Linked DNA regions of Homo sapiens: region 2 is linked to region 1. The links are chromatin loops, found by intact Hi-C in ENCODE. Cell type or tissue: heart left ventricle. All regions are shown on one strand. Each heading gives the region's core, and the rest is flanking DNA. Links, peaks and the distances in the headings are about the cores only.

Region 1 (2,895 bases), core at 130-2,629:
AGGCCGCTTGAAATGTGGGCCTGGCCTCTCTGCCCGCTGGGCAGATGCTGGCACCGCCGTCCGCGCCTTAAATATTCATTCACTTGACAGAACACTAATTAAACAAAGTAAGGTGCATTATTACTTGATTAAATTTTTTATTGGCAGCTTAATTGGTCTGTTAGTTGCCCCTTAGGGAGTTGTTCGCCATTCCCCCCTGCCGTGTGGGAGGGGGGCCCCTGGACGTCCCGCACCGCCCTTCCCGGCCCTCAGTACCACAGGGTGCCCCGGCCCCCCAACATCCCCCAAGCGCCCCAGCTGCTCAGGAGGTCGCGGTTGCCAGCCTCGCCTCGCCTCCTCGGCCTTCAAGGGCTGGACCCTATTGGATCAGTAGCAACCAATCAGCGCCTAGGGGCGGGCCTCTCGGGGTCAGGACCCTTGGAAGACCCAAAATGATTAACTGAGAAACTCAGGAGAGGGAATAGACCCGGACTCAGAGGGGAAGGCCTGCGTTTGCCTCAGCTGGGAGTAGCTGAGTGACCTGCCCCTCTCTGTGCCTAGGCCTCAGTTTCCCCATCTGCACCACTGCAGGGCTGGACTTTTCTGGCCCACCATCCATCCAAGAGTCCAGGTACCCCGAGACCCCTGCGGAGGCACACACACCTTCCAGCCTCTGAGATGCCTGTTCCCCAGATGAGGGTGGAAGTACCCTGCAGGCAGGGATGGCCTGGGGGGCCTGGGTACCCAGGGTCAGCCTGTGGAAGGGCATGGGATGCCCTCTCAGAACAGGTGGGCCCACGCTTCCCTGTCCAGCCTCCAACCCTGGGGGGACATCTCTTCCCACCCCCACTACAGGGAGCAGGGCAGCCTGCTGGGCTGCGAGCCTCTTGGGATAAGCCCGCAACGCCTCCCATGTCGGTGGCTACACGCATCCACCTTCAGTGGAGCCAGGACCCGCAAGACCCTCTTCACAGGGCGGCACCTCTCACCTGCTTCTCCCCTTTCCCCGCTCGGCAAGAGGAATCTGGAGCCAGCCTTTGCCCCCTTTAGACAGGCTGCCCCTCCTACTGCTCCCCAAGTCTGTCCTCTGGGGGAAACACAGAAGAGGAAGAGAAGGACCAGGGGCTGTTCCGTCCTTTCAGCACTGGTCAAATTTCCATGTGAGCCTCAGTTTCCCCCAGTGCAAATTGGGTGCCCATCCTCACTCCATCCAAAGAGCATCAGGCACTCCTCAGCCCATCCAGTAGACAGTGAGCCCCTGTTTTGAAGGTAGGGGCAGAGGGGGAAATGGAGCCCTCCCACGGTAGCCTGGGTCCATGTGTCACTCACCCCCACCTCCAGCTGTGCCTGGGTGTGGCCCAGGCCAGAGTGAAGATGGAAGCTCCCCTATCACTGGTCCTACCCCCCCTTGCCGGCTGCCCTCTTCACGCCCTCCCACCCGTCAGAGAGGATCCAGGCCCTGGCCGATGACAGAGGAATCGTCTGGCCACCCTAGAAGCTGCCGCTGGCAAGCAGGAGGCGAGGTAATTGGCATCGCTGGCCAGGGAGCAGGAAATGAGCGGTTGCAGCCGGCGTGGAGCGGGAAGCTGTTCAGTGTCATGGGCCTTATCTGGGAACAGGCTGCCCAATTACAGGGCCGTGCCCGCTGCACCCGGCAGCTGCCGGCTCCTCCACCACCCCCTCTTCAGTGTCCTCGTGGCATCTCCCAGGCCTGGGCATCTGCTGCCCCTTCCAAAAGGCATGAGGCAGCTGCCTGGGAAAAGGCCTGACCTGCTCTTCGCCCACCCAGGTGGCAGCTACAGGTGCCCCCTCGTCAGGCCTGGCATACAGGGGAGGACCCCCCCCCAAGCCCTCCTCACCTGCAGGTGACTGTCCAGACTAAGCCCTGCCTGGGCTGCCTCCTCTAAGCGTCAGCCTTCGGATGGGGGCTGAGATGGGCACCAAGGAGCACAGCAGAGCCGACAGTAGTCCCCAACTGCTCATCCGAGAGCACCCTCGGGGCAGGAGCAGGTTACCCTGCTCAGATGCCCACCTCTCTACCAGCCCCAGAAAGAGAGGATTAGTCATTTCGTGGGTGGACAGCATTCCACCGTCTATCCCAGAAACACAGTCGCTGGGGGCTGCAGTAAGGTGTCATGGATTAGGAAAATAGGCCTGTAATGGGTTCGCAATTGTTCCTAGCGCAGCCCAGTGTCGCAGATTACATTGCGCATTACTCAGTGGCTCACAGATGGTGGCAGGCCAGCTGTCCCAGGAGGCTGAGCACAAGGTGGGGTGGCAGTGGCAGCGTTGTCTTGGGAGCCCAGGGGTGGCACAGTGGAAAGAAAACTGGCTTTGGGGTTGCACCCACATGAGTTCAAATCCTGTGACCTCACGAATTCGTGCCTCGGTTTCCACAACTGTAAAGTGGAAAGGGGTGCTGCTGCCTGCTGGACCCGCGAACATGCCCAGCACCAAGTACAGAGTAAGCGCTCAACAAGTGGCTGTCCCCTTCCTCCTCCTGGGCCATGTCAGGCACCCCTTTGTGGGAAGGTCTCCCTCAGGTCTGGGTACAGATAGAGTGGGGGAGCAGACACCCTGGGGACCCTGTAGCCCCCTCTCCTGACCTTGATCTTCAAGGGGTCCAGGCCCTTGGGTGTAGGTCCTGCTCGGGCAGTGACCAGCCAGATGGCCTCAGGATGCCAGCCCCTCTCTCATCTGTAAAATGGGCGTGGCAGCTGTTTGGCCTGGAGAGCTGGGCTTGCCTCCACGCCAGCCTTCCTGGCTGGCTGGGGCTTCCTGAGGGGAGGGACTGGGTCTGGCCTCTCTCTGTCCTCAGAACTGGCATGAGCTGGCACCATGTGGGTCACTCCCCATGAGGTTTTAAATCTGCCTTGGTAGGTGAAACTGTTCACCGAGCAAGAGCTGTGCACATAC
Region 2 (2,895 bases), core at 91-2,590, 65 kb before region 1:
GTCTAAAAAAAAAAAGAAAAAGACCAGGCTTTGCTCTGTGGCTTTGGGGGTCTCCAGGCACACCCGCAAATCTGTTATGGTGAGAAAGGGGGCCTGACCCCCACTTTTGGAATTTCCAAAACCAGGGAAAACCCACAGATTAAAAATGCCGAGGGAGGGGGAAGAGCAAAGGGAGGGGATGGAGAGCAAAAAGAATCTTTCTGTGAGTTTTTTAAAAAGAAGCAAATATGGGTATTTCAGGCACCTACTTGGAACATTTCAAAAGAAACAGTAAATGCTTAAAACCACAGAGTGAAAAGTGCCCCAGGCGCCATCCACCGGCGGTGATGGATGGATGGATAGATACAGTGGCAGCAGCAGCAGCATGAGCGTGTTGGACTGCACGTGGGGCAGCCCTGGCTTAAGAGACAGGTCCAGGACGCAGCCTGGGCTTCGGAGCTGCAGGGCCTGGGAGGCGCTCTCTGTCAGCCCCTCTGGCGAGCCATAGGTGCTGAGTTTAGACTCTGGAAAGGGGGTGGCATGTATCTGTACTTTCTTGGTGCCTCTTGGACACTGAGGATGGGTATTTTGCAGCCTCTCTGCTGGCACAAGTGGCTCTTTGGTGGGGCAGGATGGTCTGGCTTCAGGACTGCCCTGACTTGGGGTTTTCAGGGGACACCAGTGACTTTAAACAACATGGTGAACTTCTCTTGATATCTGCTCCCTTTCAGTGTCCTGGGGGATGAGAAAGCAAGGGTGGGAACCAGGATCTTCTAGTCAAAGCACCAGACCTTGGGAGGAAAATATCTGCCACGTCCCCATCTAGTGCTTGAATGCTCCCAGTGACGGAGAGCTCACTGCCTGTTTCCTTTGCTGGGCTAGAGTTTCTCTTCCCTGACCTTCAGTTTTCCCTTTACCCACTCCCCTTTTACTGGCCACAAGGAGTGGATTGGAGACAGACCCACCCAGAACAGAAAGGAAGCAGAAAAGCCCACGGCTCTAGAGTCCTACTTTCTAAGGACTGGATGGGCCACTTGTCCCAGAGGCCTGAGTCCCTTTCCCTAGGGCAGTGCTGGAGCCTCAAGCCTGAGTGCTCTGGTCCATTTGGTGTTGTCTTCAGAGACCCTGGCTCCCCAGGGAGCCAAGCCAGGGCAGGTGCCCCCATCTTGCACCCCCAACCCCCCCACCCCACCCATCGAGGCCCAGAAAGTCCCTGCTATGCAGATAGCCACTTGGGGCAGGTTCATAAACCACGAAAAATCCCCCTTTCCCTGCACCTCCAAGGAGTTTAATCTCTCCTAATCAATTTAGCAGACTTGCTTGGTTGTAAACGGTAACGATTTGCATTTTTGAGCCTTTTTATCCCTCCTTAAGAAAAAAAAATGCCTCCTCTCTGCACTCGGAAGGCCAATGCACGGCTGCGAATCGCCTGTGAGTGCTTGCCCTGGCGCCCATCCAGGGGCAGGCAGCAGCCACCGTCACCTGTGCCAATCGAGTATGAGGAGGCACGCGGACGCCCGTCACTGACCCTGGCTGCGTCCTGGCCCTGAGAGCAGGGTCTGGCCCTTGGGGGCACAGGTCCCTGCGCCCGGCCCCTCCTGCCAGCACTGCCCCTGCTCTCCCCGTTGCCCTCCCCGCCCCTTTGCTCCCTCTTTGCTGCATCCAGTTCTCCTTGTTGTATTTTTCATAAGTGCAAGGCTCAGAAGCCCCAGCCTCCTCTCTGGCACGTTCAGCAGGAAGCAGGTTTCTGAAGTGGGCTGGCTTTGGGACTTGAGCTGCCATTTTCAAGGGGGAGGGTCTGCTCTTTCTCCTCCTCTCCTGGCTCCTTGGCTCCAGGGCCGGAGGTGAAGGAGGGAGGCACAGGTTCCGAGGCAGCCTTGGGTCCCAGCCTGTCCTCTGCTCAGGCCCTGACCAGCCCCTCCAACCCTTCAGGGATCCCTCACCTGACTTGGGCCAGCTAGAACCTTTCAGCACCAGCAGCGGGGAAGGGCCCCCACTTGGCCTCTGGAGCACCAGTTTCCTGAGTGACGCTGGACCCCTCCCTAGCACACCCCCACTTTACAGAAGGGGAAACAGAGGCTGTATTCTCACCAAACCCTCTTTCCCTGCACCGCTCTGGAAACATCTCCCCGACCCCCTCCTCAGCTCTCTGCCTGGCTTTGTTCGGACAGGGCTGGGCTGGGCTCAGAGGGAGGGTTTCCCAGATCCCCAGGGGAAGGAGGAGACCCGGTGCCTGTGTAGAGGGAGGGAGAAGAGGCACACGGCAGGTGTGGGCTTTGGGCTTTGGGAGAGTCAGGTTGGGCCCCTCCTAGCTGCTGCCATCTTCCCAGGTGCTGTCCCCTCCCCTGCCAGCGTCACCCAGAGCCAGGAAGGTGCAATGCCCCTGCTCTTGGCTCCGGACCTGCATCCTGGCCCTGTGTCAGGGAGGCCCCTGGCCGCCGCATGCACCATGTTAGCGTGGAGCAAGCCCCAGCCTATTTAGAGAAGATGGAGGCTGTGGCGGGAGGCCGTGGGGAGGGGGAAGGAGAAAAGGGAAGAAAAGGAGCTTTTGATGCACATCATGTCTGTGGAATTGAGTATGACTAATTAATAGATTTTATTTTTAGTAATCTCTTAAGCATTCCATACATTGGGCCCCACGCCTGAGCTGAGCTTACAAGAGGCCTCATTCGCAAAATGCAAATGATTCCCGGCCTGCTGGTGCCTTCTCTCTCTCCTTCCTTGCCTTTTCTTTCCTTTCCTTTTTTTTTTTTAGGGGAGATTTAAAGGAAAATTGCCATGTAATAGAAAAGAGATTCCAATCACTACATCTAATTACCACGAAGGGTAAACCACTTAACCAAAGAAGCGTCATGGGCTTTTTTTATCTTTAACTTTAAACCTGCCTTAAATGCCACAAAACGTACTCATCAGTGC

Evidence for each region. Peaks named below come from ENCODE experiments on the same cell type or tissue, not always from the same donor. Only the 100,000 strongest peaks of a DNase experiment are listed, where the experiment ranks them.
Region 2: a loop joins it to region 1, with 1.8 times the contacts of the local background. A loop is called at or near these places in 2 of 110 quality-filtered maps.

Annotation. Positions count from the first base shown.
Region 1 is chr11:64,057,334-64,060,228 of GRCh38, reverse strand. All of the region lies in intron 3 of MACROD1 (mono-ADP ribosylhydrolase 1), which reads left to right. All of the region lies in intron 1 of FLRT1 (fibronectin leucine rich transmembrane protein 1), which reads right to left. Among named protein-coding and RNA genes, the nearest start is that of FLRT1, 23 kb to the right of the region's middle. RefSeq lists an enhancer at 501-1,219 and a silencer at 1,157-1,339. In heart left ventricle, for the core only: no CTCF peak of the experiment used is centred there; a DNase peak (open chromatin) is centred at 1,549; H3K27ac peaks cover 710 bases.
Region 2 is chr11:64,121,808-64,124,702 of GRCh38, reverse strand. All of the region lies in intron 3 of MACROD1 (mono-ADP ribosylhydrolase 1), which reads left to right. Among named protein-coding and RNA genes, the nearest start is that of MACROD1, 43 kb to the left of the region's middle. RefSeq lists an enhancer at 1,885-2,816. In heart left ventricle, for the core only: no CTCF peak of the experiment used is centred there; a DNase peak (open chromatin) is centred at 1,462.